Linked DNA regions of Homo sapiens: region 1 is linked to region 2. A link is an interaction called in ENCODE POLR2A ChIA-PET data of the cell type or tissue named here. Cell type or tissue: MCF 10A. All regions are shown on one strand. Links, peaks and the distances in the headings refer to the core of each region. The heading gives the core; the rest is flanking DNA. Region 1 has its middle 48 kb from the start of GPR50-AS1. Region 2 has its middle 74 kb from the start of VMA21.

The links. ChIA-PET counts read pairs that join two places held together with the same protein. Peaks named below come from ENCODE experiments on the same cell type or tissue, not always from the same donor. Only the 100,000 strongest peaks of a DNase experiment are listed, where the experiment ranks them.
Region 1: POLR2A ChIA-PET joins it to region 2 with 5 read pairs; 2 of 35 experiments call an interaction of 5 or more read pairs at or near these places.

Annotation. Positions count from the first base shown.
Region 1 is chrX:151,222,917-151,228,305 of GRCh38, forward strand. It overlaps the pseudogene NAB1P1. Among named protein-coding and RNA genes, the nearest start is that of GPR50-AS1, 48 kb to the left of the region's middle. In MCF 10A, for the core only: no CTCF peak of the experiment used is centred there; a DNase peak (open chromatin) is centred at 3,135.
Region 2 is chrX:151,320,390-151,325,778 of GRCh38, forward strand. No RefSeq gene overlaps it. Among named protein-coding and RNA genes, the nearest start is that of VMA21, 74 kb to the right of the region's middle. In MCF 10A, for the core only: no CTCF peak of the experiment used is centred there; a DNase peak (open chromatin) is centred at 2,862.

The DNA of each region.
Region 1 (5,389 bases), core at 161-5,160, 98 kb before region 2:
TGAGTCTGCTTGCATTGTCTGCTTTTTTCTTGATTATAGGTTACATGTCATTCTACTTCTTCTTATGTCTAATGTATAAAAGAACCATATAATTGTCCTATTTCCTCTCTTAGTCTGATAGAGTGAAGTGTTGATCACCTTAGTGCTTTGGACTCAGCTGAAGTTTTAATAAAACTTAACCAAACTCTGGTGCATCCCTCTTACTTGGGGATGGTCCTCCTATGCTTGTTTTTTTTTGTGGGGGGAGGCACAGAAAATCTTTATTGCCAAAGGAACAGGAAGCAAGTGCACTCGTCCCACCTCACCAACAGCTTGAAGAGTCATAAAAACGTGGACATCGGCCAGGTGCGGTGGCTCACACCTGTAATCCCAGCACTTTGGGAGGCCAAGGTGGGTGGATCACGAGGTCAGGAGATCAAGACCAGCCTGGCTAACACGGTGAAACCCCGTCCCCGCTAAAAATACAAAAAATTAGCCGGGCGTGGTGGCGGGCGCCTGTAGTCCCAGCTCCTCGGGAGGCTGAGGCAGGAGAATGGCGTGAACCCGGGAGGCAGAGCTTGCAGTGAGCCGAGATCGTGCCACTGCACTCCAGCCTGGGTGACAGAGTGAGACTCCATCTCAAAACAAAACAAAACAAAAAACAACAGCAACAACAACAACAAAAAACATGGACATCGCACAATAAAGTGTAAGAGACTCAGGGAGAAATGGTCCCTTGGACTATATTGGCCCTAATACTTAGGTAACCAATTGACCTTGTTCAGCGAAAATACCTCTAACAAAATGAAAAAGTCAACTAGTTACAACATCCAACTCATATATACAATTCAAATAAAATATATATTATTTGCTTTAATGTATAACAAGTTTAATACATTAGTGTTTACAAAATAAAAACTGTATTCTACTGAAATTTCTCTTGTGCTTGCACCTCATCACTAAGCTTGAACAACCGGAAACATATGATACTTAAGGAAAGGTATCATGAATTTAAAGATGCAATTTGTGGATCCACGAGGAATGGATAAATATTGGAAGTTGGAAGATTACTGCATCTTTTAAAATTGTGGCTTATTAAAATTTACAAACTTGACCCTAAGACACACACACACACAAATAAATGTTTCAAAATAGATTCTAATACGGGAAATGTTTCATGAAACTACTGAGATACTAACCAGTGCTATGGCTAATGTTAAAAACTGAACAGTCTATTGAAATCATACTCATACTATTTCTACACACAGTGAACAATACAACCACAATAATCACCCTCAAGCTAGCAACAAAGTTGCAAGGTCCATAAGAAGCTTCTTCAGTGAGCAAAACACTATGGTACAATTAAAGCATTTAGGAAGGGAAAAAAAGCCTTTTAACAGTATAAAAGTTGTTTACTGGTGTTTCCTACTGTAAAGTTCTTCTACAAATTAAAATGAAGAAGCAATTTATATACGTGACAGTGATCTGAGATTACAGTGCAGACATCTCATCCAACATTTGGCTGACGAATTTTAGTGTAACAGATTATGACTTAATATTTTTTACACACTTATGATCTACAGCAGAACTAAAAACAAAAAATACATATTCTAAGTCAATACACTCTTCTCAGCAATATCTGGGTTTAGATGAATCTGTAGGAAGTAGGTGAAGCTGTCAGATTTTTTTTTTTTTTTTTTTTTTGAGACGGAGTTTCCCTCTTGTTGCCCAGGCTGGAGTGCAATGGCGCAATCTCGGCTCACCACAACCTCTGCCTCCCGGATTCAAGCAATTCTCCTGCCTCTGCCTCCCAGGTAGCTGGGACCATAGGCATGTGCCACCACACCTGGCTAACTTTGTGTTTTTAGTAGAGACGGGGTCTCCCCACGCTGGTCAGGCTGGTTTCGAACTCCCGATCTCAGGTGATCCACCGGCCTCGGCCTCCCAGAGTGCTGGGATTACAGGCGCGAGCCACTGAGCCCGGCCATCTTCTCTTAAACCAACAGAAAAAACGTATATTGGCAGGTGTATTTGATTTTTTACCATTATGAATTCCAATGTGAAATTCTCATAAGTATGCGAGTACATTATAAACATGTAAGCACACTCCCATATATATGCACGCAGTCCATTAATTAAATTGGGGGAATTAAAAATGTACTGTCAAGTTAAAAATGAATTTTAAGAAAAAACTGCATTCACAAATCTCAAAGGTGTAGAAAAATGAAATCATAAAATAAATAATGAATATAGGTGTCAACTAAACTTCCATAAAAATATGCCTACAAATGTGGATGCAGTGATTGTCCACACTTGTGATGGCTGGGTGGGAAGACATTCCCTAGTGAAAGCATCTAGTCTCTCTGACTTCTCTACATAGAGAAGACTTTCTAGATATAAACAGTACTTAATCTGTTATAGCCTTTGTTAACAGTCACCATCTTTATAACATGTAGGGTTAACTTACTATGTCTTAATCTATTTAACACGTTCTGAAATATCAATGTTTAAGTCAAAGCTTTTATACATGGGTCCACTTATTTCAATTTATCTGTCTACGTAATAGCTGCCTATCTTTGATACATTTTAAGTAGCTGTTAATACAAACTAGGTCAACTAGTTTAAGAGATATTTTCTACTCTATTGCTCATCTTTTTAACTTTCCTCCACTCAGGTATTTATTGTGTAAACGTGCGCTGATAACCAGATATTATATGAGTGAATGCTACACATTTCCTGTTAAACAAAATCAGTTTTATCAAATATTAAATCCATGATATTTTCCTTGGCTTAAACTGAGTATTTGCTTTCTATTTTTCCATAATCATTGCAATCTTGCCAACAACTACATCATTTAAGCTTTCTTTTTCACGACTGCAGGCAAAGATTCTAAACTCTGACATATATTTACGTTAAACACACACAGTAGACAACAAAATTTCAAGTAAAATAAGCTGTATCCACATCTATTGAACCAAACAGGTCTGAACATCTAGATTTTACTTCTATAAATTACACAAATGCATTGTACATTCTTAAATAATGAATGCTTACAATATTGATTTGTAAGCCTTTCCATATAGAATGACTCAACACAGGAATGTGAATGAATCAATGTTACTGTTATAGATTGCAACACTCTTTTGATTTTCTCTTTTGTGGCTGTTGTTTTATCTTCCTGGTTTCTGCAGGCTACTGTAACAGTCCTTTTGCTTTGGCTATGAAATCTGTTTGAGCTGAATGAGGCAACACTGGTTATTAAGGCTTATTTATATGATGGAGTATTATCCTTAAATCTGATGCCATTTCCAGAGAACGGTGAGAGAATCACAGCTATCTTGAATCTTCAGGGTCTGTTTTGATGACTTTCTTTTCTAAGGTAAAAGCTGAGTGAGGCTGGTCTTTTAAAATCCCAAGGCTCTCTGATGAGTGGGACTTTGCCTCACTGGGATAAAGTCTGCTCAGCTCCCCATCCACCACAATATGATGGGGTTGTCTGTTCTGTAAATTAGGCATTCGGAGATTCAAAGGTGTTTCTCCTTGTCCATCTGAGTTATCGGAAGTCAAGCCTTTAGGACTGTGCTCTTCTGAGCTCTCCCTGTAAAGCCCTGCAGACAGCCTCCTCTCGGCATGCTGCAGTCTCTCACAGCCAGCTTGGTTGCAGAGGAACTCCATCTGCTTTGCCATCACCTTTTCGGGCTGCTGTGAACTAAGGGCTGCGAGTTCTTCACTCTTAGCTCTAGCCAGCTGGAAGAGCGTTTGCACAGAATCCTGGAAATCTGGAAACCCATCCTCCACTTTAATCCTCTACAAGGATAATTCATCTCTTTCTTCACATTTTGACTTGGTGGTTCTGTAAGTATATTTATAGGTGACTTCTCGAGAAACCTGCCTAGCCAAGGCAAAGAGCATTATCCTTCACACAGAGTTGAGCAGCCGCTTCATTAACAGTGAGCTCATGAAGCATGAGATGTTTTCCATCCTTCCTCTTTGAGTCAAATCTGCCATATATTCACTGTATTTCCAAATTTCCTCCTCTTTGCGTGGATCATTATCGTTCATCTCAAAGATGTGACCAAGCATTTTGGCCAACGTCTTGTTGGTTTTTAGCAGCTTTTTCACTTCGTTCAAGTCACTTTTCGGCAGTGTGGGGGCCATCCGCTCCACACACTCTGCCACAGAGAGCACAGCAGCAGCATCCAGTGCCTCGCTGCTCTCCTTTGGGGACGTGTGGGAGCCCAGGTCTGCTGGGGAGAGGCTGTGCTCGCTCTTGGTGGCATGGTGGCCTTGCCAGAGTCTGGACTCACCAGCACTCTGCAGTGCTAGGCTCCCGACCACATCTGACTTCCCCTGTCCCAAGCTCTGCACACAGGTGGTGGCAAAATTGGGGAAATTGGGTGGTAAATTGGGTGGTAAAAAAGTTGGGTGGTAAAATTGGGGATTTTAAAATGAGGTTCCCAGGCATTGCTACTCCTTTCATAACTACTGCAGGATATTTCCAGCTATGTCAGTGATCCCTCTGGTAATTTATAGATCGGTATGTTACTGACAGGAAGGGAAGTCAGCGGCCGATTGAAAAGCCCAGGGTTTGTGACCCAGTCTCTTAAAGCCTTCTGTAGCCTTCTAACATGAAGCGGCTTGCTAGCCATGCCCACGAGTGCCATGATTTCCAAAAACTCCTCTTTTCCTGCTTCACAGAGTTGCTGGACATCATCACCACCTTGTTGGATAAAGGCATCAAAATAAGAAAGCAGATTGGCTTTTTGTAATATTGTATACAGCTGCAACTCCCCCAGGGTCCTGGGTAAGGCCTCGGCCATGACTGTGGGTGGGTTTAACTCAGCTAGCAGCTGCGGCGGTCTTGGCGCGCTCTCGCCGAGGGCTGCTCAGCCCCAACTCGGAAGCGACGGCCCCGGCTCTCCCTCCTCTGGCAGCTGCGGAGTCCGGGACGCCCCCGCTCACATCGAGGAGGGAAGGGAAGGTGGTGGGTGGGCTCTCCCTGCTGCCTCCCAGCTCGGGCCCGCCGCTTCTTCCCGCCGCCCGCCCCGACTGCGCTCGCTTGGCCGCCGTGGCGGCAGCGCCTCTCCCCACTCCTATGTTTTTAATTGAGAGCCCCGTAGGTCTCTGTTTCGTCGGCCCTAAATGACCTAGGGATGGTAATGTCAAACAAGTGAAGTAGTCATGTAAACCCTCCCACAGATAGCAATAATAGAACCTGGATGATACACCCAAAGACAATTACTTAAAGACACTGAAATGTCTCTAAGAGCAGCCAGAATACAGATGATAATTTACTCTAAAACTTCCAGCCGTAAGACTGTGATTTTGTTGCTTTATAGTAAGAGGATGACCTGCAAACCCCACAGCTATGACTACTGAAAATAATGTTAGAAAATGATAGCCTTACCAG
Region 2 (5,389 bases), core at 190-5,189:
CATTATATGTATCTTCTTGTTTGTGGCTTTTCTTTTCACTCTTTTTATGGTGTCTTTTATTGAGTAGATATTTTACATTTTAGAAAGGCAAAATTTATCAGTCTTTTTAATGGTTTGTGTTTTTTGTGACTTGGTTAAGAATCCCTTCCTTAATCTAAGGCCATAATGACATTTCCCTATACTTTCTTGTAAAAGTTTAAAATTTGATTTTCACTTTAGCACTGTAGCCCACTTGGGATTACTTCTTGCATATGGTTTAAGGTAAGAATAAATACCTATTATTTATATTTTTATTTGTCATTATGTGAATACCTAATTTTCCCTTGCCATTTATTGAACAGTTTTTCTTTTCCTCACTGTTTTTGTTTCTTTTTTTGAGGTGGAGTTCTACTCTTGTTGCCCAGGCTAGAGTGCAATGGCATGATCTCCGCCCACCCCAACCTCTGCCTCCAAGGTTCAAGCAATTCTCCTGCCTCAGCCTCCCGAGTAGCTGGGATTACAGGTATGAACCACCACACCCGGCTAATTTTGTATTTTTGGTAGAGATGGAGTTTCTCCGTGTTGGTCAGGCTGGTCTTGAACTCCCGACCTCAGGTGATCCACCTGCCTTGGCTTCCCAAAGTGCTGGGATTACAGGTGGGAGACACCGCGCCCGGCTTCCTCACTGTTTTTCATACATCTCTTTTATATATAATTTCCATAAATGTGTGGTATGTGTCTGAGTTCATTGTACTGTTTCATTGATCTGTTTGCCTATCCCTATGCAATACCACATTGTCATAATGTTCATTGTTTTAGAATAAGACTTGATATGTAGTAGAGAAAACCCCTTACCTTGTTTTACTTGTTAAGATTTTGCTGGTTATTTTTGGCCCTTTGATTTTCTGTATAAATTTTTTAAATCAGCTCATCAAGTACCACAAAAAGTTAAGATTTTGACTGAAAGTACGTCGCACATGTAGAATAATCTGGAGAATTGACATCTTTATGATATTTAGTTTTTTGCATCCATAAGCATAGTATATCTTACCATTATTTAGGTCTCCTTTTATGATTTTTAAACAATGTTTTAGAACTTTATTTATAAAGATTTTGCATGCACTGTCATAGATTTTTGTCTAAGAATCTTATAATTTTGGTTGCTATTGTAAATATTATGTTTAAAAATTATATTTATATCTTACCATTACTTAAGTCTCGTTTTATGATTTTTAAACTACATTTTAGAACTTTATTTATAAAGATTTTGCATGCACTTTCATAGATATCTGTCTAAGAATCTTATATTTTCAGTTGCCATTGTAAATAGTATATTTTAAAATTATATATTCTAATTGTGTGTTCTTAATTTGCTTTCTAACCCATTGTAATCAGGATCTTACCTCACTATTCTGCTAAAATTATTCTCATTTATAGCTCCCAACTAAAAAAAAAAAAAGTCAAATGGACACATTTCAGGCCTTAATTTTTGTAGCATTTTATATTCTTGATTACTTCCTTACTCTTGAAACAACTATTTCTTCATTTGTCTCCATGAAATCATGTTTCTGTTTTCCTCCAACTTTTTGTCAGTCTTTTATAAGTTCATACATTTCTTCCTAAATATTTGTTTCTTAGTTCTTGACTCTCTTTTCTCTGATCATGGGTGATTTCCCATGGCATCTGCCACTCCATCTATGCAGTGAATCTATGCGAAACTCCTCTATCCTGAGATCCAGACCCATAAAGCCAATCACCACCTGGAATTTCTACTTAGACGCACCATGGCTTCCTAAACTCAACATATCCAAAAGGTAGCTCAACATTTTCACTTTTCAATCTGCCTTTTTCTTGTCTTCTCAATATCAGTGCATGATTCCTCCATCTACTCAGGTGCTCAAGCCAGAAACTTGGGAGCCATCCTTGACTCTTCCATTCCCTTCACATCATTACCTGCTTTGTGGATTCCACTTTGACACAGCAGTCAGAGTGAACATTCCAAATTGTAATATGATAATATCACTCTCCTGATTAAAATTCTTTAGATTTCCCTATAACCTGACTTTCAAGACCTTTCCTGTTCTAGCCTTGCTAGTGTTAACACAGCCTTCCCCAAATAGGCCTTTGTCTAACTTTCTAGCCTCATCTCAGCTCATATCTACTTCTCTTATATTTGCTATCATGGTTAATGACATTCCACCTCATTTGCCTAAGTCAGAGACCCAGGATTGATCCTTGATTTCTACTGCTTTATTCATCCCATTGGCCACCAAGTCCTGTGTATTCTTAATCCTAATATTTCTCATGATTATCCATCTCCTTTTATATATAATGCCAGTATCCTAATTCAGTGTACATCACATTCCTTTTCATGTTCTTGATTCCATGTGCACAGTAGACTACTTGCAGTCCCTAAAAGCACCACACCATTTCATATCTCCATGTTTCTGAACAAGCTTTGCCTTTCCCTCTTTCATAAATGCTTTTCTTTCTTCCTTCTCAACTTAGCCTCCAGGCAAATTCTTCTCCAACCTTCAAGACTCAGCTCAAGTATCCCCTCCTCTAGGAAGATGGTCTTGACTCTTTTAGGTAGAGCTGTTAGACTGGGAACAACTTGAGGGCAAGGGTTGTGGCTTACTTAGTCATCTCTGTATTCTTAGACTTTTACATAGGACTTGGTGTATAGTAGATTCTCAAAAATGTTGGCTGGAAGACTTGAATGATCAATGTTTCTTCTGCACCACTAAGCTGTCCCAAACTGTCTACTTAACCTTACCTGAGCACACAATGAACCCTCCTGCCTTGTTAATTCTATTGTACCACTTGCCTGTCTTCTTCCATTGGCACTGGCCCAGTAAGCTTGGATTATCATCATACTACAACCTCTTTAAAACAAGTTTTATCATGCCCATGGCAGAGATTTGGAGAGAGCAAGCTTGTGTCTGCAAGCAGATTAGAATGATATAAATGTCTCAACAACACCTTCTTGCTCCTGCACTGAAGAACATTTTCTCTTTTTCTTGTGCAATACTTTTAGGTACATTTATTAAAGCAATCACAAAACAACTCAACCATACCTGGCTGCACATCCTGCACATGTACTTCAGATCTTAAAATAAAAGTTAAAAAAATAAAGTAGAAAAGTATCATTAATAGGAAAATAACAGCCAATGTAAGAAAAAGGGAAGCTTAAATCTAAAACAAAGTGAGACTTGCTAAAAAATGATGACATGGTAACTGGAGGAAAGGAGAGGCCATTTAAAATTTACATTCTGATTAAACACGCATTCAACAGTGGAGAACATGTCCACTATAAGAAGGCATTACAGTATTAGAAAAAGAAAAGATGCTTAAGTCCTATTTTATTTTAATCTTTTCTGTAAAACAGAATCTTCGGGGGCAGCTACATGTGAAAGACTTGAACTATCACATAAGTGAACTGATGAAAAAGCATCTAGGTGTTCTGAATAACATTATATTCCCCTTCCTGAGGGACATTTTCTTTCATCCATTAATCCATCCACCTATCCCCTTAACAGATATCTGAGGTTATTTCTGGGAAGAAGAAAGCTATTTCCAAGTTCACTGGAGGCCTCCCTCAGAGTGGACTGGAACCTGTGAAGACGGGAGTTTCAAACTGCCTAATCTATTAAGAGATCCTGAGTTTATCCTCCTTGAGGTGACCACACACCATTTTTACCGAAGTAACAAATCACAGACAAATATTTGACATCAAAGATCTTCCCAATTCTAGTCTCTAACCAAACAACATTGTTTCAGAGAGTCATAGAAAAAAAAAAAAAAAAAAACCTTTCTGAAGTAGAAGGTCATCAATGAGATGTTGTAGAAAGAGCATTGAATCAGGAGTCAGAGAAACCAAACTGTAGTCCCTTCTCTGCCATCCATCAGTCTTGTTACATCTCTGCACTTTGACCTCCCCCAGCCACAATACAGGGAAAACAAAAGGAGCCTACACAGCCAACTTCATGAGACATCCTAAAAGAGCAGTGAGAGAAGAGATAGGAGTCTTCCTTGTGTTAGTTATCAGGAAACTGATTTTATCCTCCCTGCTAGACAGCAAGATCTTTAATTTCAGGAATTGTTATTGTCTTCATTCCATCAATCAACAAATATTTATCAAGTGCCTACTATATGCCAGGCACTAAACTAGGTGTTGGGGATACAGCAGTGACCAGGACAGACAAAAATACCTGCTCTCATGGGGCTCACAATTTGAAAAGGCAGACAGTGAAAAAGCAACTGTGAAACATGATGAGAGTTCTAAACAGAGAAGCACAGGATGCGATGAGAGTACAAAGAAGAGGCTGCAGACACAGTGGTGATAACAACTGCCCTGGTGCTTTCCCAGCCCTGCTCAGAAGGTAGGATAGCCCCCTCTCTGAGACCATCTCCACATGGTGCACTATACAAACTTGACATGAACATGCATAAAGTATCAATAGTATTTTAATACTATGGTAAAAATACCATCATGAATTGCAAACCCAAATATATAAACCAAGCTTTATTCTCTGATAGACATTTATGGAGTTCCCTTTTATACCATGCAGTATTCTAGATGCATAAGACATGGTTTCTACCTCACAGAGCTTACAGCTTTGTGGATTTGTTATGGATTTTTAAAAATAGTGACTCACGTTCCATCTCGGTGGCTCACACCTATAATTCCAGCAGTTAGGGAGGCCAAGGCAGATGGATCACCTGACGTCAGGAGTTCAAGACCAGCCTGACCAACATGGTGAAACCCCATCTCTACTAAAAAAAAAAAAAATACAAAAATTAGTTGGGCATGGTGCCTGTAATCCCAGCTACTCGGGAGGCTGAGAGAGGAGAATCCCTTGAACCCAGGAGGCAGAGGTTGCAGTGAGCTGAGATCGTGCCATTGCACTGCAGCCTGGGCAGCAGAGCAAGATTTTGTCACCAAAAAAAAAAAAAAAAAAAAAAAAAAAGGCACAAAAAATATTTAAAAATAATGACACAATGACACCTTTGTTCTATTTAGGAAATAGAACAAAGTGTTAACAACTGTGGTTGCTTTTGACAGATGAAACTACCGTTTTTTTGGTTCTATGTTTCTGTGTTTTTCAAATGTTGTATAATGAGCATAAGTTACTTTTACAATGTAAAAAATAAATGTTATTGAAACTTTTAAAAATTAGAAAACGGTGACATACATTTTGCAGCTACACACCAAAACAGGACATTTTTCAAACTGATCTTAGAAGCTTGATTTGTTGTAACCTGAGCCAGTGCCATTCATAAATTCCCAGTTTCCAGCTTGTGGTTTTAGTTACCATGGAAAGGCACAAGGCAATTAGAAATACACCTTTGAAATTGTATGGAAATATAGTCTTCTGTGTACGACTTACGAAAAATCAAAGTTCAGAGA